Regions from separate parts of the Mus musculus genome. Here all the other regions are linked to region 1. A link is a loop called in an ENCODE intact Hi-C map of the cell type or tissue named here. Cell type or tissue: left cerebral cortex. All regions are shown on one strand. Each heading gives the region's core, and the rest is flanking DNA. Links, peaks and the distances in the headings are about the cores only.

Region 1 (6,391 bases), core at 969-5,968:
GTGATCCCTCTGTGACTTGGAGTCTGAATATTTTATCATCCCGTTGAATATTATCTGGGGTTCCTACCCTCTTCTAGATATACTTTGTTAACTATGAGCTCTGCTTTTCACCTGGGCCAGACTGAGGCAACTCCACCCAGGTCTGTGCTGCACTGGAAGTGTTTATGTGACCCAAAATGGGCTGCTTCTAGGAGTTGGCCACTTCCTCTTTTTTTTTTTTTTTTTTTTTTTTTTTTTTTTTTTTTTTTGGAGACACTGTATTACTGTGTAGAACTTGAATTCTCTATGTAGCCTAGCTTGGCCTTGAACTCATGATCCCCTACGTCAGCCTCCTGGATGCATGGATTATAGGCATGCACCCTACTCCTTTCTCTATATCGGTTCTGTCCTAATCTCACAGACTCTTCTTGCTGCTTCATAGCTTAAGTTGCACCTGGCCCTTGTTCTGACTCATGGCCTGGCTGTGTATCTATTCAGGTTTTGCTTTCTCTGTTTGTTGATTTGTATTTGTATTATTCATATCTTTAATCTGACAAAGGTTGTTCTTCTAAGAACATGCATCTTCTTTTTTTTTTATTTAAAACTACTTCTTTTCTTTTTAAAGGTATTTTCTTCATTTACATTTCAAATGCTATCCCAGAAGTCCCCCATACTCTCCCCCCTACTCCCGTAACCACCCACTCCCACTTCTTGGCCCTAGCATTCCCCTGTACTGAGGCATATAAAGTTTGCAAGACCAATGGGCCTCTCTTTCCAATGATGGCCGACTAGGCCATCTTCTGATACATATGCAGCTAGAGACACGAGCTCTGGTGGGTACTGGTTAGTTCATATTGTTGTTCCACCTATAGGGTTGCAGACTCCTTTAGCTCCTTAGGTACTTTCTCTAGCTCCTCCATTGGGGGCCCTATGATCCATCCAATAGCTGACTGTGAGCCTCCACTTCTGTGTTTGCTAGGCCCCGGCATAACCTCACAAGAGAGAGACAGCTCTATCTGGGTCCTTTCAGCAAAATCTTGCTAGTGTATGCAATGGTGTCAGCGTTGGGAGGCTGATTATGGGATGGATCCCCGGGTATGGCAGTCTCTAGATGGTCCATCCTCAATGCCTGTCTTAGTCAGGGTTTCTATTCCTGCACAAACATCATGACCAAGAAGCAAGTTGGAGAGGAAAGGGTTTATTCAGCTTACAATTCCATACTGCTGTTTATCACCAACGAAGTCAGGACTGGAACTCAAACAGGTTAGGAAGCAGGAGCTGATGCAGAGGACATGGAGGGATAGTCTTTACTGGCTTGCTTCCCCTGGCTTGCTCAGCCTGATCTCTTATAGAACCCAAGACTACCAGCCCAGAGATGGTCCCACCCACAAGGGGCCTTTTCCCCTTGATCACTAATTGAGAAAATGCCTTAGAGTTGGATCTCATGGAGGCATTTCCTCAACTGAAACTCCTTTTTCTGTGATAACTGCAGCTGTGTCAAGTTGACACAAAACTAGCCAGTACAATTGACCCCTTGTCAACTTGACACACAAACACATCACTAGTAAGCCTCAACCCTTAATTTCTTATTCATCCCCAAGATCTAAATAACTTTAAAAGTCCCACAGTCTTTACACATTAAAAGTCAATCCCTTTAAAATGTCCAGTATCTTTTAAAATCCAAAGTCTTTTTTACAATTAAAAGTCTCTTAACTGTGGGATCCACTAAAATATTTTCTTCCTTCAAGAGGGAAAAATATCAGGGCACAGTCACAATCAAAAGCAAAAATTAAACTCCAACTGTCCAATGTCTGGGATCCAACTCACGATCTTCTGGGCTCCTCCAAGGGCTTGGGTCACTTCTCCAGTCCTGTCCTTTATAGCACACGGCTTGTCTTCTAGACTCCAGCTGCCTGTACTGCACTGCTGCTGCTGTTCTTGGTGGTCATCTCATGGTACTGGCATCTCCAAAATGCTGCATGACCCCCTTCAGTCCTGGGCCATCAACTTCAACTGAGGCTGTACCTTCACCAATGGCCTTCCATGGCCTCTCACAGTGCCGAGCCTCAGCTGCTCTGCATGCCTTCAAATCCAGTACCACCTGGGTGACTCTTACACATTACGAAGTCCCACTGCAGCACAAGGTACAACCTTGGCTATCTCTGGAATACAGCCTCTGTGCTCTCAGAAAACACTTCCCAGAAGATGTCACCTCAATGATGCTGGTCTCTTCTTAATCACCGCTAATTTCTTAGCTATAGCTAATCAGCATCAATAGTCCCAGTAATCCTAAGATTTTGCTTTAGTAGTTCTGGTATCTTGTTAATCACAGCTGATTCTTCAGCCCCCGCTAACCAGAACTACAGAATCTTCACAATCAAAACAGCAATGGCCCTGAAAAGAGTCTTTAATCTTCCCTCTGAAATTTCACAAGCCAGGCCTCCATCTTCTGCACTGTTCTCAACATTATCATAAGCTCCTACACAACATCTGACAGAGTTCTTAACAACAAATGGATCTTCAAGCCCAAAGTTCCAAAGTCCTTCCACAGTCCTCCTCAACACATGGTCAGGTTGTCACAGGAATACCCCACTATGCTGGTACCAATTTGTCTTAGTCAGGGTTTCTATTCCTGCACAAACATCATGACCAAGAAGCAAGTTGGAGAGGAAAGGGTTTATTCAGCTTACAATTCCATACTGCTGTTTATCACCAACGAAGTCAGGACTGGAACTCAAACAGGTTAGGAAGCAGGAGCTGATGCAGAGGCCATGGAGGGATAGTCTTTACTGGCTTGCTTCCCCTGGCTTGCTCAGCCTGCTCTCTTATAGAACCCAAGACTACCAGCTCAGAGATGGTCCCACCCACAAGGGGCCTTTTCCCCTTGATCACTAATTGAGAAAATGCCTTATAGTTGGATCTCATGGAGGCATTTTCCCAACTGAAGCTCCTTTTTCTGTGATAACTGCAGCTGTGTCAAGTTGACACAAAACTAGCCAGTACAAATGCCAAAGCATCTCAGAGGCCAGTGTGTTATGAGCCCAATTACTGTTGTTTCCGTGTAGCCAGATGATAGCAGGTATGAGTCATGTCATTCATCCACACAGCCACACTTAGCTGCTGCTTACCTTTGTAACAGACTGTGTTGGGGCAGGAAGTGACCTCAGTTATGTGTGTAGGCATGGATGTACATATGGTAGAAATATGGAAAGGGCACTTTGGAGCAGAAGGATGTAAGAAGGGGAAGGATTTCATCAGGCTGGCACCAGAAGAAGAGTTTCCTGGGAAGAAGACCTGAGTTTGGTCTGTAAGACGTGAGCACTTGGGGAATTACAAACCTACCAAGTCAGCAAAGAGTAGCATGGACTGCAAGAGTCCTGATGGCCAGGTAGAATAGACCAAGACCTATTAAAAAGTGACTCACGCTACTCAGGCATGAAGTAATATAAATAGGAAAGAAAGTAGCTGCAAGATTAATAGATTTTTTTTCTCAAATTTCTCAATTTCTCAAAATGTCTCCAATTATGAGCTTGGAGAAGGAGCAACCATGGGCTAGAATGAAGAGGGACTAGGTTGGGAGGCCTCTTTCCCAGGAGAGAAATAATGCACTCCCAGGGAGCAGGGCTTTCCATTAGTAGCAGGCGATGCAGCAGATCAACATTTAGCATGAAGACTTCTGTGCAGCGATACCTGTCTTGTCTTTACTCGTTTCCTTTTGCCTTCTTTGTGACCACCTCTTGGTTCCATGGACATGGCCCATGGTAAAAATACATGGTTTTAAGGTGGATGGGAAAGATGGAGCAAAGCCCCAGATGTTTCTCTCAGCACTTCCATTTTGTGTCTGTTCTGAAAGCCTAGACTAGCTTTTATTTGCTCCTGCATTGCGTTCTGGGCTTCTGAGCTCTTAAATCTTCAAATTTGGCATGCCTGCCTGCCCTCTAGTGGCAGGTTTGGTGCACCCCTTTGTTACCCTGCTGATGGCAGTGGTTCTCATTGCTCAGCTTTGTACTTAGTAAACAGTCCCAACTCATATATGTGAAGGGTAGATTCAGCGATACTGACTTAGGACCCAGGGACTTGGATTGGGCTTGGAAATTTTGACTCCTGAATTTATACAATGTAAATGCAACAGGAGAAGAAGAGCAACACAGTTATGATAGCTCACATCAATAATCCCAGCACTAAGGAGCAGAAATCATTAAATCTGAACCTAACTTTGGCTATATAGTGAGTTCTAGGCAATCCTGGGCTACAGTATGAGATTCAGTCTCAAAAACAAACAAACAAACAAACAAACAAACAAAGAAACAAAGAAAATATATGAAACTAAAAGATTATGCAGTTATAGTGTTGCCATATGTTCTGTGAAGCGCAGAAGAGAATCTGAGGCTAAGGAGATGGCTCAGCAAATAAAGCACTTGTTATGCAAATGTGAAGACCAAGATCAGGTCTCTAGAATCTGCTTAATGTCCACTGGGCATGGTAGCCTACCTATAATTCTAGTGCTTGGAATGTGGAGTCAGGGGTCAAGCTGGCTAACTACAGTAGACTTAACAGAGTGAAACCTTCAGTTGAGAAACTCTGTTTCAATACATAAGGTGTGATAAATTGAAGAAGACTCCTTATATCATCTTTGCCCCCCAACATGCCATACATATACATGTGAAAATTTTATTATTAACCACTTAGCCAATCTAAGAGGGTCAGATGTGATGAATAGTTGAAGAGAAGAATGGTGGCCTTAAAACCTGTCATCATTCTTTACCTGTTCAGTAATTCATGTTCCTGTTAACTTTGAAGATAGAAAAAACCATGAAGCTTGCTGTCTCCTTTATATTATAGTTTATGTTTTGGTTAAATTCTTTTTATGAGACAGTTATGTTTATTCCTTTCAGGAGAAAATTTTAAAAATACAAAATAACATTCATTGGTGTTTAAGTCTTACACCTCATCTCATGACAGGCACGTTCTGTGAGCACTTTCTTTTTTAAAGTCCTTTTCAGTGGAGAGAGAACCGCAGGAGAACAACAGTAATTACCCAGATGAGCCCTGGAGGATAACTGAAGAACAGCGGGAGTACTACGTCAATCAGTTTCGGTCCCTCCAGCCAGACCCGAGTTCCTTCATTTCAGGTGAGAGAACATGGTGTCCTGGAACGTGGGGCCCATGTGAATAACTACAGAACATCTTGAGAAATACAAAATGAATATTATAACCTTCTTTGATTCCAATTTGTATTCCTCTAAGGTACAACTTCTTATCAAATATAAGTCATGCAGAAAAAAAAATGGTAATGATGTGGGGAAAATTACACTGCTATTGCAGAAGGGTAAATGTGAATTTGGGGGAACGTAGTCTAGATCCTGCACCTTATCAGCTAAAGCACGTGGAACAGTAGATGACAGTGCCATGGGACACCTTCAATTGCTTACTCATTATATTAGAGCCAGAACAAAGACAAAGTGTAACCTGCCTTCCTGCCTGTCCTCCTTCCTTCCGGCAGAGGTCCCCTTAGGTTTTATGCTCCCAGAAGTTTAAGCTCATGCTCATTTTCTTTGGCTTAAGCCTTTCTTTCATGGTTCTTGAAATTGAGATATGAAAGGAAGACTGGCCAGCACCTTCTCAATATCAGTTCTAGATTATCTTCAGATGTCTGCATTCCTGTTGTGCCCTCATGTAACATTCAAACTGAGAGGAATTGATTTAGTTCCCATGTGCCTTCATTTTACCAGGCTGAACAAACAGTGAAATCCTAGAGTCTGGAAGAAAAAAGGATAAAACAACTTCTTACCCTTCAGATGTAAAGAATATCTGTGGGTTTGATCATTCTAAGCTAACAGTCAAGCATGGATTAAGACTAATTTTCTGTGAAATAAGGTATATAATTGATATATTCTTATATATGTAAAGGCAAACATCATTTTGGTGATTAGTAATAAATGACCTTATGGAAGGTAGAATAGTCTAGAAATAACAAAGGAGTTTTACCATCATGATTTAGAATATATGAACAGAAATCCAGATTCCATACTCTTGCTCATCTGATTCTTTTCGCAATATATGCACATATTTAGCCAAATATGGATAAATCGTTTGAGGTGTTTTGAAAATGTCTTTCAACCTTTTTATTTTTGCAGAATTTCAAGTGTAGATTCAACTTGACTTACAGCTATAAAAAATCCCCACGGACAAGTGCTGGCAGTTTTCTCTATATTCCCTCTCAGCAAGGATGATCTTGAAATACCATTGCCAGACCATTTGATTTGAAAAATATTTCAGAATATATCTTTGGGTGTCTTAGAAAAACATAACCAGAACTCACTGATACATGTGAGAAAAAAAATCACATATTCTTTAACACAATCAAGTCTTTCTTCATTGTTCAGAATTATCTGTCTCATAAAATTTTAAA
Region 2 (6,391 bases), core at 873-5,872, 210 kb before region 1:
AGGATGAGGAGTTCAAGGCCAGCCTCAGCTATGTAAGGAGTTTGAAGCCAGCCTGAGCTATAAGAGACTGTCTCAAAAACACAAAAGCAGCAAAATTTTGCTATATCAAGTAATTCTGCAGTTCCACTCCTGGTAGAAGTCTCCAAAGAGAAATGAAAACAAATTTACACATGAATGTTTGTAGTAGCACATTCATAATAGGTAGGAACTATAGAGAATCCAGCACCTATCAACTGATGACTGAAGACATGAAGTATAATAGAGCTATAGTAGGGGGTGTTATGCAATAAGAAGAAATGAATTACTGATACATGCAACAACAGGGATGACGTTTGAAAGCATCATAATAAATTGAAATAGCCAGATATAAAAAGGACATATTGTATATTCCATTTGTTTGAAATGGCCAGAGTGCTGGGCAGTGGTGGTGCACGCCTTTAATCCCAGCACTTGGGAGGCAGAGGCAGGCGGATTTCTGAGTTCGAGGTCAGCCTGGTCTACAGAGTGAGTTCCAGGACAGCCAAGGCTACACAAAGAAACCCTATCTCAAAAAAAATAAAAATAAAAAAACCCAACCAACCAAGCAAACAAAGAAAGAAAGAAGAAAAGCTGGGCTCAGTTAGCCCTGCGGGCTCTGATGGATGGCCAGCTGCAATAACAACCTGAAGTGGCCAGAGTAGGCAAATCTACAGAGATACAAAATAGTGCTTGCCTAGGTTTGAGGGAAAATAGGTTCCTCTGGATTTACTTTTTTTTCTGTATAGGTTTGTAAAATGCAGTGGTTGTACACATCCTTTTAATCCCAGTACTTGGGTGGTAGAGGTAGTGGGTGGTAGAGGTAGGTGGATCTCTGAGTTCAAGGTCAGCCCAGTCTACAGACAGTGAGTTCCCGGACAGCCAGAGCTACACAGAGAAAAAACAAGAACAAAAAAAATTGTAAAATGTTAAAAATTATATTTTTATCTTTGTCTGTGGGATGAGTGTGGAGGCCAGAGACTGTGTGACACAGTGTCCCTCTATGATGTCTCACCTTATTTATTGAGTCAGGGTGTCTCACTGAATCTGGAGCACACTGAGTCTTGGCATGATTGGCTGGCCAGCAAGCCCTATGGATCAGCCTGTCTCCGCTCCCCAGAACTGGGAAGACAGTTACATGGTGTGGAACCAAGTTTCTGTTGTTGGTTTGTTTGCTTTTCGAGACAGGATCTCTGTATGTCGTGTTGGCTGTCCTGGAACTTGCTATGTAAATAGGCTGGCCTTGAACTCACAGAGATCAGCAGTTTACCTTTGCCTCCCAAGTGCTTCAATTAAAGGGGTGCACCAGCATGTCTGATCAGAGTTTTTTTTTTTTTTTTATGTGTGTATGTGTTTTGTCTACATGTATGTCTGTATACAATGTCCATACCTGGTACCCAAGGAGGTTGAAGTTGTCCTAAGATATCCTGAAGTTACAGATGAGCTGCAGTGTAGGTGTTACAAAGGGAATCAAACCCAGAGACTGTTTGGAAGAGCAGCCAGAGCTTTTAACCACTGAGCCATCTCTCCAGTCCCCATATTGTATTGTCACAACTGCAACTGACATGGACCTCCCGATGTAGCCCAGGATGAATTTGAACTCCTGGTTCTTGTGCTCCTACCTCCAGAATCCTGAGATTACAGGCAAGTGTCACCATACCTGAATTAGTTCTATTAGATTGTGACTACTAAAAGCTAGTCTCTTGTACATTTTTTAAGGCTTTAAAACTGACCTCTATTTTTAAACTTACTGTGTTCTTTACAGGAAACAAAAACACAAGAATTAAAAAAAAAACCAAAAACCTCTCTTTTTAAAGTCGAAATAAACCCAAGAAACGAAAAGCCATCGATCTGTACATTTGAAATGGGTGAATGGTATAGTCTGTGAATTATATAGCTCAGTTAGCTCTTTTTTTTAAGGTGGGGGGGGGGGAGAAAAGCAACACTATCTGTTCCCTGGAATGCAGCGAGCTCAGATAAATCTGGAATGCTTGCAGTTCAGCTTGTACCTGGCTTACAAAAACATTCATTGTGACCTTCCCCCTCCCCAGTTGATGGATTGCAGCTGCCATAGGAGGGCTATGACTTGGCATTTTCTCCTGGACAGGGACAATGTACTGCGCACAGTACACACGTGCTGCACGGAGAAGACGGCTTCGTGTCTGGTTGAACCCAGCTGTCGGACTGAGCACACCCTGCTTGGGGGGTGGCTGGAGGCCTGGAAAGGTCTGGAAGCTGCACCTGGCCAATGGTCCAGTCCTCAGGGGGTGGCTGCTTTTCAGCTAAGTACATTGATTGCTTCATGTCTCTTAAAGGCTGAGTAAACTAGCTCTGGGAGGTGGAGCTAGACATCACTATACGTAATGCAGTATTTTTTTTTTCTTTCTTTGAGACGGGGGTGAGGGGGTGAGGCGGGGGTCCTCACTATGTAAAATATGCTTGCTTTGAACTCTCACAGCCATCTGCCTGCCTCTGCTTCCCTAGTGCTGGGACTAAAGGTGTGTGCCATTATGCCCTGCTGTAATGCAGTCTTATATTTAGGTATATTAGTTATGTGATTCTCCTTGGCTAGTGGGATTTTGGGTGATGTTTATTTGTATTTCTGTTTTCAGGTTTGCGTGTGTATTGATACTGCATTCAGGAAAAGAAAACAGCCTTTACTAAAGAGCTGGCATCTCCCACCCTCACCAACACCAGAGGATCATTGGGCAAAGCTGTCACCTTTGGCAGAGTGGCAAGAGCCCCACCAACCACCCTAACTTTCCACTCCCAGCTTGCTGTGGAGCCGTTTCTCCGCAACGACAGCTTTCAGGCGCCAACTGTGCCTGTGGAAGCCCCGCCCAGCGCCATTGGCCTCCATGTTTTATTGCGCAAGCATGAGAACAGCCTTGCACAAAGAGTCAGGAAGTGGGATATAAATTTTGGGTTCAGATATCTGGAGAACTGAGCTTAAATACCAGCTGTGAGAGGAAATGATGGGACCGGCCAGGTGGCGGGCACCCCAGAATCAGGCGTCTCCTTTATCCACTGGGAGGTGGAGTTTCAGTTGAACCTTCCTATTGGTCCACAGTGTGATCTTCCTGCATGTTTGTTGCTAGGTTCCACTGAGAGAGCCCCTGCCGCGTTCTTCCAGTAATTCTGCTTCTCTCGCTACAGTTTTAAGTTTCATGCTCCAGCAACTGAGCTAGTGGGACGCTGGTATACCACACTTTAAACAGCCATGTGGTATCATCCTTTGTTTAAACGAAGAGTGTCATTCTCACAAATATAGGTAGTTCAGAAAGTACTGAGATTTAGGGATAATGTGATTTCGTGGTCAACCGAACAAATTTTCCTTACTAGTCGCCAGAGCGTTCAGTCTGCATCCACGCCATTGTTACTGTTTTTTCTCATGATCAGATTTGAAATGTCCAAGCGATCCTGCTTATAAAACTGTCTTGTTCTACTGAGTGGAATGGGCAGGCCAGTTTCCCAACTCCAGCCACAGGAGGGCGCACAGAGACATTAACAAATGAGGGTTGGCATTACATTTTGGGGTGTCCTGAGTTAAATAAAAGAGCTTGGGCACTGTTCTACTGTCATTACTAGGGAGTAGCATTGTCCAGTGGACCTTTCTATGGCGACGGAAATCGTGCATCTCTACTGGCCACCACACCAGCCATTAGTGACATGTGACTACCAATCCCTTGAAATGTGGTTTCATACAACTGAGGTGAACCTTTGGTTTCGAGACAGGGTCTCATTTAGCCCAGCCTGGCCTTGAATTCCATAGATAACTGAACTTGAATTTCTCATCTGCTTGCTTCTCTCTTTAGTGCTGTCATGCCCAGACGGGAAATGAGTGTGTGTGTGTGTGTGTGTGTGTGTGTGTGTGTGTGTGTATACACGTGTATGTACATGTGTGTGTGGCAGGTGAGAGTACTCGTGCATGGGTGTGTGGAGGCCCTATGTGAACAGAGTGTCTTCCTTTATTGCTCTACACCTTATGTTTAAGGCAGGGCCTGTCACTGAACCTGGTCTCTCATTGGTTGTCTAGTCTACCTGGCTCCCAGGATCTTTCTGACTCTGCCTCCCAACTCTTGAGATTACAGGCATGCTTCCATGCCCTGCTTGTTATATGGGTGCTAGAGATCTGAACTCAGGTTCCCACGTTTGAGATTCAAGCACTTTAAGATCCACTGAGCCATCTCCATAGCCTTAGGAATGAATTTTAAATTTTACTTAGTGTAATTATAACTTTAGCCACAAGGATTGGTGACCACATTGGATTCAACAAGTCTTGAGCCTTAGACTCTATAAGAAGATTGACTTTTCTGAAAGACAGTATGCATTTGTAATCATGTATAAATGATTAACAGCTTAAGAGATAAGGGAAACTCACACTGATAGTCCTACCGCTGGACAGCTTTTGTTCCAAGCATGCTTATATACCTAGCTCAGTTAACCTCTACTGAAAGATGGTTGTTAAGGAGCTAAAGGGGTCTGCAACCCTATAGGAGGAACAACAATATGAACTAACCAATACCCCCCCCCCCCAGAGCTGTGCATCTAGTTGCATATGTAGCAGAAGATGGCCTAGTTGGCCATCAATGGGAGAAAAGGCCCTTGGTATTGCGAAGATCATATGCCCCAGTACAGGGGAATGCCAGGGCCAAGAAGTGGGAGTGGGCGGGTTGGGGAGCAGGGCAGGGGGAGGGTATAGGGGGTTTGGGGATAGCATTTGAAATGTAAATGAAGAAAATATCTAATAAAAATGCCTTAAAAAAGATGGTTGTTAATATGCTCCCTTTGCAAACAAGTCAGAGAGATGAAGCCACTGGCCCCAAACTATTGAGACAGTCATTGAGTTCAATAGTACCCACCTAAAAAATATTGCAAATAAATAATGCTGATAAAGATATAAGAGAGGCAGCCGGGCGTGGTGGCACATGCCTTTAATCCCAGCACTCGGGAGGCACAGTCAGAGGCAGGCAGATTTCTGAGTTCGAGGCCAGCCTGGTCTACAGAGTGAGTTCCAGGACAGCCAGTGTTAAACAGAAAAACCCTGTCTCGGAAAAAAATATATAAGAGAGGCACTGGGAATTTATAACAGAAACCACTGCTTGGGGACTGGACATTGTCTCAGCAGTTAAGAACACTTGCTGCTCTTCCAGAGAACCCAGATTTGGTTCCTAGCACCCACATCGTGGTTCATGACCATTCACACTCAAGTTTCGGGGGATCTTCTAGTTTCTGTGGGCACCAGGCCCATGTGTTGTGCAGGTAAAGCATTCATGCATATAAAATAAAAGAAGGAAATCAATACTTGATTTTATGTGGGTGTTTAAGACCTGAACTCCAATGAGAACTTTAAAAAAATAGCATCTGCTATTCTAGCCTGTATTTTACATTTATTATTTTTTAAATTATAATTACATCATACCCTTCTTCTCTTTCGTATGACCAACCACTCCCATGTACCTCACCTTGTTGTCTTGCAAATTCACAACCCCCCCTTTTTCTCTTTAATTGTTGTGAGATCATATATATAGTCTATGTCTAATGTATAAATATGACATTCTTAGTTTGTACAGTGTTACTTGTATGTATATGATTTTGGCGGCGAAAATTTAGTATTGGATTATCAGTTGGGGGTCTCTTTCCTGGGGAAGACTATTTCCTTCACCCTAGCACTCCTGAGTTGCCTCTAGTCCTTTGTCTAGGATTGAGGCCTCATGGGCTTTCCCCTTCCTTGTTAGCAGGCCATTGGTATTGTCTTTGTTCAGAGGTTGTTTAGGAACCCATGTTGATGAGACTTCATGGGTGTGGCTTCTCTGATATTTCTAGGAGACACAATATCACAGCAAACTTCCTATTCCTTTGGCTTTTACACACTTTCTGCCCCCTCTTCTGTAATGGTCCCTGAGTCTTAGGTGGAGGAATTGTGTAGTAGATGCATCAGTTGGGACCGATCCCCACAAGTCTGCCTTTTGATCCGTTTTGGTATTCTGTAAAGGTCTGTGGCAAAGGGAAGCTTCTTCAATGAGAGGTGAGAATGCATTTATCTGTGAGTATGAGGATAAATATAGAATGTAGTTAGGGATTATGCTGGTCTAGTAAAGTGGTGGCTGTAGATTCTCCTCCAAGATCCATGACTTTACTAGTCCTGAGTAGTTGGCTACATTTCCAGGAAGGTACCTTTTCCCTCTTATTAAGTGGATCTTAAGTCCAATTAGAGAGCTGTTGGTTACCTCCAAGTTATTTGTGCAAATGCTGTAGGTATAGTATTCTTGTGGCTCATGGGTATCAGAGCTGGCTAGGACTTTTGGTTGCTTCCTCCCTTAGAAGCTTGCATGGCATCTTCTGGTACCACAGATGCTAATCCTTAGGGAGGAGG
Region 3 (6,391 bases), core at 432-5,431, 180 kb before region 1:
ACATTTCATGCTGAATTTCTCCTTGCCTCAGAACCAAGAACATCTTGGTTTTTCAGTTCGCTGAACTCACCAATTATTTGTTCTACTTCAGGAACTATGAATTGATTTTTTTTTCAGCTTCTCCGTAGCCTTAACCCTTCTGTTCTTTCTCCTTCAAGTATCAGGCTAAATATCACTTTCCTAGTTAGATCTTGATCAATGCTCAATCTAAATTGGCATTCCTTCCTGTTACTTTCTAGTCCAACATACCCTCTGCTTTCTTCCAGGTACTGACCACACTGGGAAGAATTTCTGTTTGTTAATGTTTATTCTTTTTGGTTTGTTTGTTTGTTTTTGAGACAGGGTCTCTCTGTATAGCCCTGGCTGTCCTGAAACTCACTTTGTAGACCAGGCTGGCCTCGAACTCAGAAATCCGCCTGCCTCTGCCTCCCGAGTGCTGGGATTAAAGGCGTGTGCCACCATGCCCGGCTTGTTAATGTTTCTTCTTGACAGTAACATTTGATAGCATATGTTCAATGCTAGCAAAATTTGGGCCTTTACAATCTAGTACCCATTCCATAGCAGATAGTAAAGACTTAGGGAATGAAAAAAGAAAAGAAAAGAAAGTTCCTCCCACCCTGTCTTAGTTAGGGTTTCGTTGCTGTGAAGAGACATCATGACCAAGGCAACTCGAATAAAGCCAAACAGTTGGAGCTGGCTTACAATTTCATTATCATTATGGCAGGAAGTATGGCAGCATCCAGACAGGCATGGTACAGGAGGAGCTGAGAGCTCTACATCTGGATCCACAAGTAGAAGAAGGAGACTGTTTTCTACACGGGGCATAGCTTGAGCATAGGAGGAGATCTCAAAGCCCATCCTCACAGTGACACACTTCCTCCAACAAGACCACACCTATTCCAACAAGGCCACACCTCCTAGTAGTGCCATGCCTTATGGGCCAAACATTCAAACATATGAGGCTATGGGGGCCATTCCTATTCAAACCACCACAGAGTGGTAGCAGTAGAGATGTGGAAGATGGTTGTGTTAGAGAAATGCTGTATAAGAGGATCTTTTGAGCTGTGTATAGTGGCTCATGACTGTAATCTCAGCACTTGGGAGGCTGAAGCAGGAGTTTTGCCATGAGCTTGAGGCCAGTGTGGGTTATATAGTGAATTCAGGCAGCCTGGACTACAGTGAGACTGTCTCAACCTCCCACCTCCACTTATAAAAAGGAGCTGAAGAGATGGCTTAGTGGTTTTGAACATGTATTGTTCTCACAGGGAAGGCAGAGTTTGGATCCCAGCACATCAGGCGGCCACAATTGCCCATGGCTCTTGCTACAGGGGATCTGATGCCCTCGCCTGGGCTCCACAGGCACCTGCACTCACAAGTATATACACACACCCATATATACACACAATTAAAAACAAAATAAATCTTGAGCAAATCAAAAACGGCCCTATAAAAAGTACCATTTATTAATAGGAAGTGATTACAAATTTCTGATATTTGCATAGCTGATCAACATTTGCTATATCTAAAGAGATATAAACTGTACAGTCTGCTTTATATCAGCATGGGTAAAATGATGGATTTAATTCAGACATGTTCATACAAAGAGGGATTCCTTTTTTTGAGACAGGGTCTCTGTGTAGCCCTGACTGACCTATAATTCACTATACAGACCAGGCTGGCCTCAAACTCATAGAGATCCCAGTGCCATATCCTCCAAAGTGCTGGGTTTGAAGGCATATGTCATCATGCCCAGTGAAGAATCTTTTAATGACTTCCTTCCTTCTCTTCTTCCTCCTCTTCTTTGTTGTCCACTGAGACAGGGTTTCTCTGTGTAGCCCTGGCAGTCCTGGAACTCACTCTGTAGACCTGCCTGCGTCTGCCTCTTGAGTGCTGGGATTAAAGGTATGTGTGGCACCATGCCCAGAGACATTTTATCCTTCTTGTACTTCACTTGCTATTTGGTTGTATGAACAGAGGCTGCCATTCAGTTAACCTGATAGTCTATTTACACTTTCTGATATGGGATCTTATGCTGTGCATGCTGGGTAAATATTCTCCCACAGAAGTATGTTCTCAGAGCCACAACTCTAAATTATTTTTAGGCAAAGATCTCCATGATTTAAGGTAATTATCTGTAAATCAGGACTGTCTTAGTCAGAGTTTCTATTCCTGCACAAACATCATGACCAAGAAGCAAGTAGGGGAGGAAAGGGTTTATTTGGCTTACACTTCCACATTGCTGTTCATCACCAAGGAAGTCAGGACTGGAACTCAAACAGGTCAGGAAGCAGGAGCTGATGCAGAGGCCATGGAGGGATGTTTTTTACTGGCTTGCCTCCCCTGGCTTGCTCAGCCTGCTCTCTTATAGAACCCAAGACTACCAGCCCAGAGATGGTCCCACCCACAAGGGGCCTTTCCCCCTTGATCACTAATTGAGAAAATGCCTTACAGTTGGATCTCATGGAGGCATTTCCTCAACTGAAGCTCCTTTCTCTGTGATAACTCCAGCCGGTGTCAAGTTGACACACAAAACCAGCCAGTACAAGGACAAAATTGTGCTGTGAATTTCCTGGTCAGGACTAGTGGAGGGGAGAGGTTAGGCCCGAAACAAGAAATCTTCATGTCGACAGATCTACTTTGAGAAATAGACAATTGGCATTCTCTCAGTGTTTACACATAGCCGTGCAAGCAGAGATTTAAACAGATAGCTACTTCCAGATACTTCCTATATAGAAACAAGTTTGGAAGCAGCTATTGTGTGAATCATATGAAGAAAATTATTTTAAGAAATCAAGCCAAAAAAAAAAAAAAAGATGAGTTTGAGTGAGAAAAAAGAAGGGTATATACAAGGGATTGTGGGAAGAAAAGGAAGGGTAAGATGATGTAACTATTTTAATTTCAAAAATACAAAACTTATTTACAAAAAAGAAACCCGCTGAGCAGTAGGTTAAATCCCAGCATGCAGGAGGCAGAGGCAGGTGGATCTCTGTGAGTTTGAGGCCAAAGTGAGTTCCAGGACAGCCAGGGATACACAGAGAAACTCTGTCTTGAAACAAAACAAAACAAAACAAAACAAAACAAATAACCCAAGCTGGGTGTGCTGGTGCACACGTGTTATTCCAGCACTCAGGAGGTAGGAGCAAAAGAGCCAGGGGTCAAGGCTACCCTCAGGCAAATAAGACTCAGAGATCCGCCTGCCTCTGCCTCCCAAGTACTGGGATTAAAGGTATGTGCCACAACGCCTGGTGTTTTTGTTTGTTTTTAAAAGTTTTTTTTGACATAGGGCCTCACTGTGCTGTCCTGGCTATCCTGGAACTCACTATGTAGACCAGGCTGGCTTCAAACTCACATGCTTGCCTAGCCTGCTTCTTTATAGCACTCAGGACTACCAGCCCAGGGGCACTAACCATAATAGGCTGGGCCCTCCCCCATCAATCCCTAATTAAGAAAATACCCTATAGTCTTTCTTACAGCCCGATCTTGTGGAGGCAGGCATTTTCTCAGGTGAGGTTCCCTCCTTTCAGATGACTGTGCCAAGTTGGCATAGAAACGAGCCAGCACATAGCCAGGCATGATAGCACTCACTTTTAATTTCAGCACTTAGGAGGCAGAGACGGGTGGATCTCTATGAGTTTGAGGTCAGCCTGGTCTACGTAGTGAGTTCCAGGACAGTCAGTAACATAGTGAGACCCTGTCTTGAAAAAACAAAACAAAAAACTAGCCAGCACAGCTGATTTAGGCATTTTTTTTCTCATAGCTAAATCTTTCTCATGGAATTAAAGTTTACTTGAAATTTATACATAATTGTAGGATTGTTTATATGAACCAAGTAAGTCAAGCAGTCTCAAAGCATATATAATTTGTGAGGTTTTTATGTTGTTTTTTCTTCCTTCCCTTTTTTCTTTTCTTCTCCCTTCTTTTCCCTTAGAGTCAGCATCTCCTATATTCTAGGCTGGCCTTGAATTTGTTATGTAGCCAAGAATGACCTGGCACTTCTGCTCCTCCTGCCTCCATCTCCTGAGTTATGGAATTATAAATAAATGTTACCATACCTGGCTCTATTTCATTTTATTGACTTTTAAAATAAGTCCTAAAGACCCCTGAAATCCTAGAAACTCCATAGCAGTTTTATGGGAAAAAAGCCCTGCTGTAGTTTATACTGCCAGCAGGGTCATATAGCCTTAACAGAAGTCAACCAAGCTTAACCTGACATGTAGAAATCACATGTTAAGAGGACAAAAGGGGGGCTGGCGAGATGGCTCAGCGGGTAAGAGCACTGACTGCTCTTCAGAAGGTCCTGAGTTCAAATCCCAGCAACTACATGGTGGCTCACAACCACCCATAATGAGATCTGACGCCCTCTTCTGGTGTGTCTGAAGTCAGCTACAGTGTACTTATGTATAATAATAAATAAATCTTTAAAAAAAAGAGGACAAAAAGGAAGACTTGAGCAATTTCCTTTGAAATGGGTACCCATTAGGACTTATAACAGCAGGGGCTGGAGAGATGACTCAGGGGTTAGGAGCACTTGTTTTTGCAGAGGACCAGGATTCAATACCCAGCATCCACACGGTAGTTCACAATCATCCATAGATCGAGTTCCAGGAGTCATATGACACAAACATACACGTGGGTAAAAACACTCAGGCAGATAAAAGACACAAAATTTTAAAATCCAAGTTTGATCCACAGGACCCACATGATGGAAGGAAAAAGGACTTCCACAAATTCACACATGTTGTAGCATGTCCTCCTTTCAAAAATAAATAAAAATGTAATAAAACTTAAAAAAAAGAAGCCAGACATAGTGGTATATACCTTTAATCTCACCCTGGGAGGTACAGGCAGGCAGCTCTCTCTGAGTTTGAAGACAAACCTTGTCTAGGTAGTGAGTTCCAGGCCAATGAAGGCTACATAGAGAGACCTTATCTCAAATCAATTAAAAAAAATCTTACAACACTTAACATGACAAAAATCAATTATTTAAGAAAAGTGTAATAGTGTTTCTGAGAGAAATGAATGCGAAGCACCAGGATTCAGGGTGGAACTGTTACTATTTGGAATGTCTATTTTTAACACGGCAAATGGCTTAGTTCTCATTTCTTTTTGTTTGACAGCTTGTGGTTAGCTTTGCAAGACTAGCATTTTCCCTAATGGGAGTTTTAAAATTATAAGCACAAGAATTTGGTCAGGAGCTTCCACATTTCATAGACTATTTGAGAGCTTCAAAATGGCATTTAAATTGGACCAAGAGGTGAGCATGGTAGCTCATACCTGCAATGCCAGCAATTTGGTAGGAAGAGGTAGAAAGGTCAGACCTTTGAGGCCTCTTGGCTACATAGTGAGTTTAAGACCATCCTGGACTACATAGTTTCACCCTATCTAAAAAAGGAAAAAGTAAAAGATCAAATCAAACCAAAACATATCACTACCACCACCAAAACCAACCAACCAAGCAAACCCCCAAAACCTCACGAAAGCCCCCCCAAGTCCCATTAATCATCACCGCCACCACCATCACCACCACCACCACCACCACCATCATCATGTACAGTAATCCCAAACTTGAGAGGCTGAGACAGAAAGGTCATGAGGTTAGGGCCAGCTTGGACTACAGAATGAGACTCTATCTCAAAACAAACAAACAAACTAACTAACTAAATAAATAAACTGGACCGAGGAGAAAAATGTAATGATATTTTAGTGATTTTTTTTTTTGAGACAAAGTCTCACTATGTAGCCCTGGCTGGCCTGGAGCTATCAGACATCCACTTGCCCCTGCTTCCCAAACTGCTGGGATTACGGATTCATGCCACTGTGTTTGAGCCCTAAATTCTAGTCTTTTAAGCTCCAAAGAGAGATGAAGGCATCTATATTTCGTTCATCTTCTTAAAGCAATAAGAAGTACATGGGAGAATTGTTTTTTATAACTTTGCCAAAATAAGTCTCTCTCTCTTTTTTAGATAAGGTCTTAACATGTAACTCTGGTTGGCGTTGGCCTGGAGCTCATTATATAGATTGGACTGGCCTTGAACTCACGGAGGTCCATCTGGAGTGCAGGGACTATGGGTGAATGCTATCATGCTGGGTTAAGTCTTTTTGAAACAAAAGAAGAAACTGCAAGATCTCAAGCACCCAGGCTGCCCTTGAGCTCACTGTGAAGCTGAGGATGGCCCTAAACCTCTGATCCTTCAGTTTCCTCTCCCAAGTACTAGAATTACAGCTCCACAGTCCCATTCCTAACTTAAAAAAAAATAGTTGGGTGTGGGTCCATGCCCTTTTTAAAAAAAGGCTTATTTATTTTTTTTATGTATATGAGTACACTGTAGCTATCTTCAGACACAGCAGATCCCATTACAGATGGCTGTGAGCCACCATGTGGTTGTTGGGA
Region 4 (6,391 bases), core at 980-5,979, 120 kb before region 1:
GACAGACTCTGCTATTTCTCTACTTCATCCTTTGTGTATTGCTGCGGTCGTCTCTGTCAGCAGTTCTGAAGCAAAATGTGGAATGAGGAATGAAAGCTTTGAAAAGAGAAATTTTCTGCATTTGTAAGCAAACCTAGGTTCACCTCCTGTTGAGTGCAAAGCTAAGACAGGCAAGGGCAGGGCAGGGAATATGAGTGCTGAAATGTTAATAACTTTACTGGGTAAGATGAGTTATGTCCGAAACAGTACCTTAGTGAACAAAGGAAGCATGGGGATTTTATTCCAGGAGTGGACACACATACATATATGAAAACCCTTTATGGGCAGGCACATTTCTGAGCATGCTCAGTTTAAGGTGCTAGTTCAAGGAGAAGACACACATTTCTGGTTGTACTTAGCTTATGGTCATTTAGCCAGTGTTCAGAAAGCTACAAAAAACAGGCAACTCTTTTGGACTTGATCAGTTTGCATTATAAAGATAACAAGAATGCCTCTGGCTTTGTTCAACGTTCTTGCTAAAGTCTTATGAAATTTTACAAGCAGAAAAAAAAAACCAGACAGTGCATCGGAGCTTGTCTACACGTTCACGTGCACTTAGCTGCTAACATGCTTGGGCTGAATCTTTACTTTTTCTTCTCTGGTACTGGAGGACAGACTTGTGTTTGGCACATGCTGAGCAAATGCTGTGCTACTGAGTCATACCTCCACCATGAATCGTCTATATTTTATTTCTCCAGAGTCCAAAAGGGAAGTATAACTCTGGCTATAATTGAGGTTGACACGTTTCTTTTTTCTTTTGTACATCTCTTTCTTCCCTTTTCCTTGTCTGCTTTTCCATCTTTTGACTTCTTCATTCTTTTCTCTTCCTTCCATTGGTCCTTATTTTAGTTGACTATAATATCAAAGTGTGCTTGTTATCCTTGATAGTATTTTTGACTTGTTTTCGGCTTTTGCTTTTTTGTGTTGTTACTGTTCTTGCAATGGGTCTTCTCTGGAGTGGTCTCTGTCTCTGGAGTGGCAGGATTACAGGTATTTGCTACATCTGACTGCTTCACGCTTTTAATAAAAAACTGTTTGGGATGGAATATATATATATTCTTAATACACACATATTCTTTTATCCCTCTTTTATCACTATGTAGCCCTGGCTGGCATGAGACTCAGTAGCCCAGGCTGGTCTCAAACTCACAGAGATCCTTTGGCCTCTGCATCGTGAGTTCTGGGTTTACAAAGGTATGTGACACCAGGTCTAGGTCTAACAGGTCCTTTAATTAGTGTTTAATCACAAAGAGGTTTCCCCTTTTTGGTTAGTGTTTTGGCATGAGGCATGCATGTACAATGGTTACATTTGTGCAACTCTTCTCAAGAACAATGGCACTTAAGATTTTTCTTTTGGAACCCAGTGTGGTGGCACATGTCTTTTATCCCAGCACTCGGGAGGCAGAAACAGGCAGATCTCCATGAGTTTGAGGTCAGCATGGTTTGAGGCCACAGAGAGTTCTAGGACAGCCAGGGCTATGTAGAGAGACCCTGCCCTAAAAAATAAAAAACAGATTTTTCTTTTGGAAAAAATGCAAATATACAAGACTTATAACTGACATTTTCAACACTGTTGTGGGGCAGACGTTTTTCTTCTAGTATATTATTTGTGGATCCCCCCCCCTTTTTTTTGCAGGCTAGCTTGTAATTCACAGTGTAGCTAGAGTAGATTCAAAATTTTGGTCATTCCCCTGCCCCAGCCTCCTAGTGTTAAGGTTACAAACAAGAACCACCACACTTTTGGCTAGAGCAATAGCCATCAGGGAAGAAGCCCATTTGAACACACACACACACACACACACACACACACACACACACACACACGCACACGCACACGCACACGCACACTGGGTTTTAAAGTTCTGAGTTCCAGTGTTGACTTTTTTGGTAGGAACTTGGACAAATAAATTTTGGACAAAATGTAAAAAACTGTTGTTTTCCTGCCAAAAGAAGTGTTTTCTGAGCCAGATGTCTTAAGAAAAGACCTTGTCTAAAAAAAAAAAAATAAGAAAATAAAAAAATCCTTCCAGAAAGTGAGGACTCTGTGTTACAGAGGTCAGTACTTTCAGGACTTAAGAAGCATAAATTTTCCAGATAGTGTCTCTCACCAACTGTTTCCCAGATTTCAGTCAAGCAGTGGAGCATAATGGACCTCATATCTGAAAAACAAACAAACAAACAAAACCCCAAAACGCCTCTTCCCACTTCTTTCTCAAGGACCTTCTGAAGTACCTTCTTCAAGAAATACCTTCTGGCACTTCTCAGTAAGGTTCAAATCCAGATCCCAGCCATACCTGAGAAAGTGGCCAAACCCCATCATCTCTGGGGTGCTGCTGGGACCCCATTCACATCTTTGTTTTTGTTTGTTTGGTTGTTTTTTTTTTTTTTTTTTTTTAGCTTTTCAGGACATAGGAGGAAGGGAAATCCAACTTTTTGTGACTGGTCCTTTTTCTAATTGGACACCACATCCCTATGGGACTCCTAATGAGACAACATCTCAGTTTTCCCCATCCCCTGAAAAACTCTTTTTCTTGTGTGTGTGTCCAGATGTTCCCTTCTTAGCCAGGGTGGAGAGCCCAAGATGCCCCTCAGGAACACGGTGGGCTAGGTGGGCGTTGGCAGCAGCTCTCTCTGCCTGGCCTCCCTTGCAGAGCAGGTGAAAGGCTTGGGAGGGCGGCAGCCAGAGTTGCGTTCCTTACCTGGCGAAGGGGCGGAGCGGGGCGGGCTTTCGGGGAGGGGCCCAGGTGGGATTTCGGGCTGTGATTGGTCAGCGCCGCGCCTGTCTCCATGTGCCGCGCAGAGGAGGCACAACATTCAAGCCCGGAGGGGGCGGGGCCGGCGCTCTCTTGGAGGAAGCGGCGGCGCTGCAGCTGCGGGGCGTGGGGGCGGCGGCTTCGGAGGCCGAGGCGGCGGTGGTGGCCCTGGCGGCAGCACCAGCACCTCGGCCAGGGAAGGCGGTCGGTTCGGACGCTACAGAAGGCCCTATGGAAGTGGCAGCGGGCGGAGGCTGCGGCGCCGGGCCGCCTTTGCTGCTGAGCGATAGCGAGCAGCAGTGCTACTCTGAGCTCTTCGCGCGCTGTGCGGGCGCTGCAAGCGGGGGCCCCGGACCTGGTCCCCCCGAGGCTACCAGGGTCGCCCCCGGCACTGCCACTGCGGCCGCTGGTCCAGTAGCTGATCTGTTTCGAGCGTCGCAGCTGCCACCAGAGACATTGCACCAGGTATGTCTCTGCGCTCTTTTATCCCTCTCTGGTCTGTGGGGGCAGTGTCTATGGGAAGAATGGGGCAACAACGACTATTCCCAGGGACTATTCCCGGAGATCTGGAGGGCGGTGGCCAGGACCGCAAAAAAAAAAAAAAAAAAAAAAAAAAAAAAAGGGGGGTGCTCTCTTGCCGAGGATGGCGGCGACGCCCTTGTCCCCAGGGACACCAGCCTCCTCTGCAGCTCATCTGCTCCTAGCCTAGTGCTTGGCTGTGCTCTTCGTCTCTTGAGAAAGTCTGACACCCCTATCATATCTGGGGGTTCTACAATCTCCCAGACCCAAAGTTTGCCCTGTTCCGAAAGTGATGTTTGTTTTGGCTGCTGTTTGCTTTAACCTCTGTTCCTTGCTCCTGCCCCTCCCTTTGTTGACTACACTCTCGGGGTGCCTTGTTGGGATTTGAACTTGAAGGGTGTGTACATGTGTGTCTGTAGGCTCTGGGCCTACAGCTACATGTTGTCCTTTATACTTGTGATATGTACATATCTGCTACATAGATTTGTTCACTAATGTATTTCTGATTATTAGTATAGAACTGGAAAACCTTAAAGCCCAATTGTAGAACAGGGACTCAGGGCTACAAGATAGGAACATTGATCAAGTTCAAAGTAAGTTCCCCATTTGGGTCCAGGGGTGGATTCAGAAGTCTACAGCTGTAGTTTGTCATCTTATTGTCACTTGACTTTGACGTGGAGTTACGAAACAGACGGTGTCATAGCTTCTGTCTGTCTGCCCCGTACCTGGAAAGGAGGGAGGAGTGATTCACTGCAGGTGCTGTTTTGTGCTTTCCTCGAGGCTTGGAGAAATTGCTTGGGAAGCCCTTTGTCTGTCGGTTGATGTTACCAGCAGTAAATGGGGATCATATTGTTAATATCAAGCCCTAAATGTGAACCTATACTTAAAAAGCAATAGTGTGAAAGTTATTAGCAACAATGGAATATTTACAGTGGTGAGCAAATGCTTTAAAATGTAGTTCCTAGGAAGTACTGACGGTTTTATGGTTCACTTATCATATCTTTCTCTGCCTTTGTGAGGCCCGCTTTCTTTCTTTCTTTCTTTCTTTCTTTCTTTCTTTCTTTCTTTCTTTCCTTCTTTCTGGCACTCAAGACTGTTTTATACTGCTGGGGTATACATAGATGCTCCTATGTTTATGAGCATAATTTTAGCCACTTGGTTCACCTTTCGAATTGAGGATTTCTGAACATGATTAGTATTCATAGAATTTAGCATGGCTGTTTGTTCCTGTAGAATTCTGTGATAAGAAGATAGTTCTGCCACAGTTGCTAAGCAGTTGAGTTGCACGGGGTGATAAGGAAGTTGGTGTTCTGAAAGAAACTATTACAAGGACCTCAGAATACTGCTGAGCATAATAAATTTACTAAAGTGTCCGAGGCAATGCACCAAATAGTTGTGCTGTACATCTGGCCGGGATTAATTTGTGGACAGTAATACATCAAGTGTGATAAAAGAAAAGGGTGTATGAAAATTGGTTGAGGTTTTCCCAGGAATTGGAGAGGGGATCTTTCTAGTGTGATAACTGATGCTTTCTTGAAGAACATATAATTTAAAAAGAACCAAAGGTACTCAGCCCAGAGAAATAAAACACAGCCCTTTTAACATAACAAGTTAGAATGGCCCATTACTCTTGGTACAGGTAACAATTAACATTTAAAGTCACCCTGAACTGGGAAGGGTAGTCAAAACTGGGATCTAGTGGCTATCTAACTTTTATCTACCACTTTGGTGATGTGTGTGTGCCCTGTCTGACTTCATTTGTTTTAATTCATTAGTATACTAGCGATTTTAAAACAAATGTAGAAAACTTCCCCCTTTCCCTTCTAAACCGAAACCTGTAAGTTCAGATGTAAGTGGCCCAACAGGTATAACTGCTCAAATCATGGAGACAGTAACCAGACCTGGTAGTTTCTATGGTTAATGGCCAGATTTTCCTCTTAATAAGCATACGATTAAGATGACTGTAATGTAGGGCTGGGGATTTAGCACAGTTGGTAGAGTGCTTGCCTAGCATGCATGAAAGACTGGATTCAGTCCCCATCACTGCACAAAATCGGACATGGTGGCACATACCTATAATCTCAGCACTCTGGAGGTAGAGGCAACAAGGTCACAAGTTCAAGGTCACGCTCAGCAACATAGCTAATTTGAGGTCAGTCTGGGTAAATGAGACTTTGTCTTAAAATGATGATTATTATCTAATAACTCACAGAGATCCAATGATAGGCCATCCTTAGACATCAAGATAGGTTATAAATATTGTTTAACATGTACTATCAGGAGAAACCTTTAAATCGGGAAGAATCCCAGTTAGTAACATCTGATTGTCAGATAATAGATTAAGGCAAAGAAGCACGTCCTGGCTGTGAGAAGTAGGTTTATTTTATTTTATTTTAGATTTATTTATTATTTTATACATATAAGAGTTTTTCCTGTGTATGCCTGGTATGCACCAAGGTCAGAGAAAGGGCATCAGATTCCTGGGATCTGCAGTTACCAACAGTTGTGAGCTGCCATGTGAGTGCTGGGAATTGAACTCTGGTTCTCTGCAGGGGCAGCAAGTGCTCTTAAATGCTGAGCCGACTCTTTAGCTCCATAGGAAGATTTTAACATCTCTGGACACAGGCTTATCTTTGAGAAGTCATTAAAAATTTCAATTTAGGTTCCCTCGTGGCTCAAGCTGGCCTCAAACTCTCTATGTAGCAAAAGTTGACCTTGAACTCCTGCCACTATCTCCCAAGTGCTACTTATTTGAAAATTAAAAATATGTTCAAAATAAAACTGCTTAATCATTAAGGAGATCCACAGGTAAAAGGAAATCAACAAAATCCTTATCAGGAAAACTTTTTCCTGTTATGAGATTATTAGCCAGAACTATTTATTTAAATTTTAAATAGTTTTTCCTTTGGAGATAATATAATTTCTCCTTTTTTCTCTTTTACATTATTTCCCCTTCCTTTTCCCACTTTCAAACCCTCACATATATTATTCCTTGCTCTCACTTAAATTTATGGCCTCTTTTGAAATTCATTGTTGTTACATGTATATTCACATATATGTATATACATATATCTTCCTAA
Region 5 (6,391 bases), core at 415-5,414, 230 kb before region 1:
GATTTTTAAAATGGAATTTTAACATAAAAAAACCTGCAAATAAAAAACATGAGATTTTGAGACAGCAAGCCCACATCTGGAAGGTCAATATTCATATATGGAACCTAGCCCTTTCAAGTGATTTTAAAACTAGCTTCTTTTTACCACTGGTCACAAATTCTTCCTTGTATATTAGTTTCATTTGACCCTAATTATAGGCTCACTATACAAAAAAAAGACAAAAAAAAAAAATCAATATACTTTTAAGGTATGTGCCCATATTCCTATAGAAAAAGTACATGCCAGGCTGGTGAGATGGCTCACTTGGTAAGAGCACCCGACTGCTCTTCCAAAGGTCTGAAGTTCAAATCCCAGCAACCACATGGTGGCTCACAACCGTCCGTAATGAGATCTGATTCCCTCTTCTGGAGTGTTTGAAGACAGCTACAGTGTACTTACATATAATAAAAATAAATAAATCTTTTAAAAAAATTACAAAAAAAAGGTACATGCCTACCTAAAGGTAGTCTAGTGAAGGAAGTGCCTTGATTCTGGAGCCAACCGGTTTTGGTTGGTTGAGCCCTAGTTTGTAAGCTATGAGATCGCCAGTAGTGAGCGCTTGAGCACCGTGCTTAAAATTCTCATCCCCTTTCCTCACTGGTAAATCTCTGAATCGCAACAGTAGTTCTGTTATGAGGCTTAAACTCTTCAGATGTGTCAGGTTCTATTATTCTAAGTGCTCCATAAATATCAGTAATTATGCCAAATCTTACAAATATTCAAGAAAATCACTTAATGCATCAAGCCATAATAGCTTTTAATTTGTTATGTATGTAATCTTTCCTATTAAGTTTGAAAATAATGTATTGATCTAGAGTCCAGAGATGTTGGTCATGGAATGGCAAAATAGTCATCGTTTCCTATACACAGTATTACACAATATTCTCTCCTCTCAACACACCTCTACGATAGAAACCATCTTAAGTTTTGAACAACCACTTGCCGCCTCACCCTCGGCCTAACCAATTAGGTATTTATGTTCTGTGTGTAAAATAACATTAACAATACCTAGAAATTTAACATGGTACTTAAATCTACACAAAATAGAAGTTGGCAGAAACCCTTACTTAGTCACTTCAGGAAGCCACTGAACGGTAAGACTGGGCCACTGAAGAGCATGGGTCATAACCAGGTCATACAGAAACGGTGTATTCTTCTTCCAGATTTTATACTCTTCGTTGATGACACGCTCCTCCACAGTATCTTCAAACACTGAAATTTGGAGAAAGCCCACAATTAAGTGGCTGAGAAGGCTCGGAGTCAAAGGCATGGCTACGGATCCTGGAGGTCACCTCGAGACGGCCACACCTTATCTATTCTTTCCTTTTACCTATCCTGCTCACACGAACTGCTCTCCCACAAAGTGAGAAGATCAACATCAGGAAGCGTTTTCGCCTCCACTTCCAAGATCGGGATTCCGGCGCTTACCCGAATTGGGTCATTAATTGCCCTACCACCGAGCTCGTCAGCCTTTTTATAGCCGCTCGCACCTGTTCTACGATGATCCGCATTGTAAACCGGTGCCCCGACCCACTCGAATAGATCCAATCCACGTGGAACAGCAGCAGCCCACAGGCCTGCTCCCTCCACCCCCCACCCTCGCAGGAGGCCCCAGCTCCCCACCAAGCCACGATCGGCAGCCATAGTCCGGCGGGATCCAGCTCCTCCCCCCCCTCCCGACACGGACACGGGCCGCGACCCCAGACGGACGACGACCACGCGCACGGAAGAATCCGCGCCCGCCGCTGACTTCTCGGGCCGCGAGCGCCTGCGCCCCCGAGCCAAGGGCGTCGGAGGGAGCTAGGCCGCGGGGTGGGGGTGGGGGTGGGGGAAGGGGGGCCTCTCTCTCGGCCCCCGCGCCCGGCTCCGGAAATGCTCCCGGCCCTCGGCGGCGACCAGGCCCCGTGTCGCGCAGGCCCCCTTGCAGGCGCGCGGCGAGTCTCGCGCCCAGCCCCGCCCCCTGCTCCTCACGCCAATTCGCGCCTTTCGTCAGCGCGTGCCGAGGCCTCGGGAGCCCGCCAGCCCCCCGGAGTCCCGGCGCCCGCACGCCCGCCCGCCCCACAGGGCAGGCATCCTTACTCTCTTTACTCGCCATCTTGCGTCGGGTCGTTTCGCCCCCCTTGGCCGCCTCGGACTTCTCTCTCGCTAGTCAAGAGCAGCCCGGCAGGCGCTCCTTGCCTCTCCCAGGCACGTCACGCAGTCCTCGCTCGGAAAAGCCTGAGTTCGGTCTGGCCGTCTGGGTTCTCCCCCCAGACGCCGCGATCTCCTCTTCTGCCTCCTCCCCGCTGGCGGGTAGCGAGGTCTGAGCCGCTCTCCTCTCTCTCCCTCTCGCCAAACTTGGAACGAGACTTTTCAACCCGCGCCTCTCAGCCCGCCCAGGCAGCTGAGCGCAGGCGCAGCCGCCCTGGGAAATTGGAGAGGCGGAGAAGAGGCGGGCCTGGGAGCCAACGGCTCGGCGGCTTGGACCAATAGCGTGCGACGGGAGGGTCTGACGCGCTCTCCGGGGGTGGGCTTCTCGAGAGTGGGTGGGGCGTTCCGCGGCAGGAAGTCGGCGAGGCGCAGGCGCGAGGCGTCACTCCCCAGGCTGGCCGCGGGGGCGGCTGGGCCCGCGCGGGGGTGGGGCGGATGCGAGCGCGGTGTGCAGGCTGCGCGGGGGCTGCGAGCCCCAGGGCCAAGAAGCCTGGGGCCCGCGGGGCGTGGTTGCTTAAAGCAGCAGCCGCGGCGGCGGCGGCGGCGGCGGGGGTGTGCGAGGGGGGCAGGGAAGCTGCAGCCGCCTTAGCAAAGCAAAATCTCAGAGCCAGTGAGGAAAATGGTTTCCTGGTCTCGAGAGATTACACTGCCCGCAAAGTCTCCCAGATAATCACGGCCACGCAGTTTTCTGCACCCCTCAAAGGCTCCCCCATTCAACTGTATCGAGGGCCCAGTCGAGCTCTGGTGACATTTGTCATAAGCGAAAGGGACCTTTAGGAGAGACCTTGGGCGGGTTTTTCTTTTTTCTCCCAGAAGCTGGGCAGACCTTTATTTAAGGCCTGCGATGGCGCAGGCCTTCAATCCGCCCCTCGTCGAAAGTTGACTTAAATGACTTTTTGTATGTTCACCTTTGTGCGTCCTTAACCTACTGGTTCTTTAGCTTCCTGCTGCTGCAGGGGATTTTGTGCCTGCCACTGCTTCCCTATCTCAGTTCCTGCCTAGGCCCCTGCTGAGTCATTCTTGTCACCTGAAGGGGTCCCATTTTGACCCTGCAGCTGGCTGCTGAACTGGAGAGAGCTGGGCTGGGCTAATCTAGGCCTGCATACCTGAGCTCTGCATTTCTCTGAAGCTTTTTAGCCTTGGGGGGGGGGGTGAAGAGAAAGCCACATGATCCCAGGGAGAAAAAGAGGGCCAGAGCAGAGGGGCCCAGGCGCCTACGCTTAAAGGGAACCACAGTCTACATCTAAACTCAGAGGCTCTCCTTGCAGAAACACCCCCGGAACATTTGTTCCCTTGATAGCTTTCCAAGTGCCTTCATGCTTAAACGCAACCATGCAGAGGCCTCGAGGATGCTCTCTTTTCTGATCGAGAAACCAACTCAGACGTTACTCTAGTATGTGACAGAAACAGTCACGTTCCCTTATATAGAAATTTACTGTCTTGGGTCTCTTGTTTTCCCATGTGGTACAATTCATTATTATAACGCCCTCCCTCCATGTCAGCTCCAAGAATCTTGCTGGTGACTAACGCTGAAGAGGTGGCTGGAGGCGGGAGGGGGGCGGTTAGAAGAGTGGAGTAGCATGGGTCCTCCGAGTTCTAGAACACTGGTGGTCAAACTTTTTTTTTTTGACAGGGGTCAGGCAGCCTTCGGTGTTGTAACACAACAGCCATAGAAAATATGGATAAGCCTGGCCATCTTCCAGCAAAACTATAGACACTGAAATCTGAACTCTGTGTACTTTTCACAGGTCACAAAATATTCTCTCTCTGTGTTTTTTTTTTCAATCACTTGGAAATGAAAAAAATCATGCTTTGCTTCAGGGCCATGCAAAAGCCCCTTGGTGGGCGAGATTTAAAGGACTGGAGCTTGTCCACCTTGTTCTAGAATAATTGTGTCCTACAGCTCTGCTTCAGCAGGAACTATGTGTACTCAGAGAAGACTTGAGAGGTGATTTCCTGTCAGTAATATAATTTGCTCATTTTGATGAGTAGTTATGATTTCTAAAATAAACGTTTAAAGGACTGAGCGAACCTGGTGTGTAATCCCAGTCCGTGGAAACTGGAGGTAGGTAGGTAGGAGGATCTTTGTTCAAAAGCCAGCCTGGAATGCCTAGGAACCTTGTCACAAAAAACAAGTAACTCTTCCCAGACAATATGAATTTAGTTTAAACTGTGTACACACAGAGGTGGGGGGGGGGTCGAGTAGAGGACGAGTGTGTGTGTGTGTGTGTGTGTGTGTGTGTGTGTGTGTGTGTTAGTCAGTCCTGGATATCTAATCCAGGGCCTTGCACATGGTAGGCAAATGTGCTTCACCTGAGTTTCCCAGCTAACTAAATTCTTTTATTTGGGGGGGGGGGGGCTGTTCCAAGACAGGGCTTCTCTATGTAGCCCTGGCTGTCCTGGAACTCACTCTGTAGACCAGGCTGGCCTCGAACTCAGAAATTTGCCTGCCTCTGCCTCCCAATGTGCTGGGATTAAAGGCGTGCGCCACCACTGCCCAACTAAATTCTTTATACTCTTTAGTTTACCTTCAAGACGTTGAGAAGAAAGCTTGGAGGGACAGACATTTCAGGAATTTTGAGATTATTCACATGCTATTGTACACTTAATCTGAAAGGTTCATAGAAACCATGTTTCATTAACTTTGGAATTTGTTTTTTTTTTTTTTTTGGCCTCTTTTTTAGGATAGGTTGTCCACAAACTTACTTTGTAGCCAAGGTTAGCCTTGAATTCCTGAATTCATTGTCCCCCAGATGCTGCAATTACAAGTGTCCATCACCACTTCCTGCTGGAACTGTTTTTTTTTACTGTTTTTGTTAAATTGAATACATTGGTACTAATCTATTTTTGTGTGTTTTTTTCCCCCCATAAAAATCTAACACCAGTCTTCTGTTTTGAGTTGCTTAACTGTTCGGTTTTGTTTTGCCTGTCTCCCCAGGCTCTTAGCCGTGCTCTTGGTCTTCCTTGGCGCTTTTTCTGTGGTTATTTCCTTGTTTTTCCTCTGTAGGTTAAGTCCTAGTGGAAAGAAAGTACAACTCGTTTTAGGCGTGAGACGTGGGTTTTGTTAACTAAGACAGGTCCTGTTTACGGATCTTTGAAGATGCCTCAGTGGATAAGAGTGTTTGCTGTGCGAGAGGACTTTGAGTTTTAGTCCCCGGCACTCAGCAGGCTCAGGACGTGTCTTCACTTGCCGTGTCACAACAATGCGGGGTGGGGGACTGCAGTGACAGATAAATCCTGGGAGCTCCCTAGCCAGCAAGCCAGCCTAGCTGAAACAGCAAGCTTCAGTTTGGTGAGAGTCCCTGCCTTAAAAAAAATGTGAAGAACAATAGAGAAAGACACCAAGGCCTCTGGGTGCACGTTTGTGCACGAGTGCCTACCACAAACACTACGAGTGTTTAGGTACCAGTTCTCGGTACTCAAAGTTGCCATAGCGTTCAGTCCCATTTTCTTTAAGCTTGACTGACAGTAAATTTTGTAGACTGGTCCATGCGTATATAAACCGAAACAAATGACGGGAAACAAGTGCTGATCTTTGGTATTGTGATGCACTCTGGTATTTTATTTCATGTTTTAAAAAGGCAGCTCACCTTCTACATTGATTGTGCCACTGCGTTGAGTCATTGAGTCAGAAGTTGAAGTATGAAAGACATTCCCATAGGTTTTGAACCTTTCGCTGTCCCTGATTACCCTTTATAAAACAGCAACAAGGCCTAATGTGTCTCCACGGGGAATTGTTTTTCTCTATCCAGTTTAGCTGTTTCTTTTGTTTCTCCCCACCTGACAAATGTTGGCTCGTGCTTGTGCTCTACACAGGATCATAAATTTGAGAACTTGGTTCCGTTAGAGCCTAGCTCCCGGATGAGAGCTTACCAGATGAAGAAGGAGAAGCAGAGCGAGCAGAAGGGTTTGGGGTTTTTTTTTTGGGGGGGTGCAGGGTTGTTTGTTTGTTTTTGGTTTGCTACAGTAAACAGTAATAGCACTTGAGGATAGATACGACTTGAGATTTGAATTTAATCAATCTTCCATCAAAACAACATGTATGTTAGGATGAAGTGCTTCCTGGAAACATGAAAGAGCAACAATAGCAGAAGTGATTTTATGTTTATCAGAAACACTGTCACACTAGCTGAGGGCCTAAGTATCAGGCATGCAGAAATGA

What was found. A loop is a pair of places that touch in the nucleus more often than their neighbours do. Peaks named below come from ENCODE experiments on the same cell type or tissue, not always from the same donor. Only the 100,000 strongest peaks of a DNase experiment are listed, where the experiment ranks them.
Region 2: it touches region 1 in a loop (6-fold over the local background); 6 of 42 quality-filtered maps call a loop at or near these places.
Region 3: it touches region 1 in a loop (7-fold over the local background); 9 of 42 quality-filtered maps call a loop at or near these places.
Region 4: it touches region 1 in a loop (5-fold over the local background); 3 of 42 quality-filtered maps call a loop at or near these places.
Region 5: a loop joins it to region 1, with 4 times the contacts of the local background. A loop is called at or near these places in 5 of 42 quality-filtered maps.

The regions. Positions count from the first base shown.
Region 1 is chrX:162,524,978-162,531,368 of GRCm38, reverse strand. Reps2 (RALBP1 associated Eps domain containing protein 2) reads left to right here. Exons shown (of 18, transcript NM_178256.4): 6 at 4,973-5,111. Among named protein-coding and RNA genes, the nearest start is that of Reps2, 120 kb to the left of the region's middle. In left cerebral cortex, for the core only: a CTCF peak has its summit at 3,925 (motif pointing left); DNase peaks (open chromatin) are centred at 2,505 and 3,903; H3K27ac peaks cover 377 bases.
Region 2 is chrX:162,732,285-162,738,675 of GRCm38, reverse strand. It overlaps Gm15201 (predicted gene 15201), which reads left to right and starts at 2,063. Exons shown (of 2, transcript NR_153331.1): 1 at 2,063-2,301; 2 at 2,628-3,598. In left cerebral cortex, for the core only: a CTCF peak has its summit at 3,501 (motif pointing right); DNase peaks (open chromatin) are centred at 2,233, 2,991 and 3,487; H3K4me3 peaks cover 1,459 bases; H3K27ac peaks cover 1,813 bases.
Region 3 is chrX:162,709,141-162,715,531 of GRCm38, reverse strand. No RefSeq gene overlaps it. Among named protein-coding and RNA genes, the nearest start is that of Gm15201, 24 kb to the left of the region's middle. In left cerebral cortex, for the core only: no CTCF peak of the experiment used is centred there; a DNase peak (open chromatin) is centred at 2,639.
Region 4 is chrX:162,640,140-162,646,530 of GRCm38, reverse strand. It overlaps Reps2 (RALBP1 associated Eps domain containing protein 2), which reads left to right and starts at 2,873. Exons shown (of 18, transcript NM_178256.4): 1 at 2,873-3,257. The coding sequence starts at 3,024. In left cerebral cortex, for the core only: no CTCF peak of the experiment used is centred there; DNase peaks (open chromatin) are centred at 2,870, 3,576 and 3,990; H3K4me3 peaks cover 2,525 bases; H3K27ac peaks cover 836 bases.
Region 5 is chrX:162,756,435-162,762,825 of GRCm38, reverse strand. Rbbp7 (retinoblastoma binding protein 7, chromatin remodeling factor) reads right to left here and starts at 2,454. Exons shown (of 12, transcript NM_009031.3): 1 at 2,119-2,454; 2 at 1,107-1,251. The coding sequence starts at 2,134. In left cerebral cortex, for the core only: no CTCF peak of the experiment used is centred there; DNase peaks (open chromatin) are centred at 2,552, 3,512, 4,053, 4,250 and 2 more places; H3K4me3 peaks cover 2,394 bases; H3K27ac peaks cover 2,428 bases.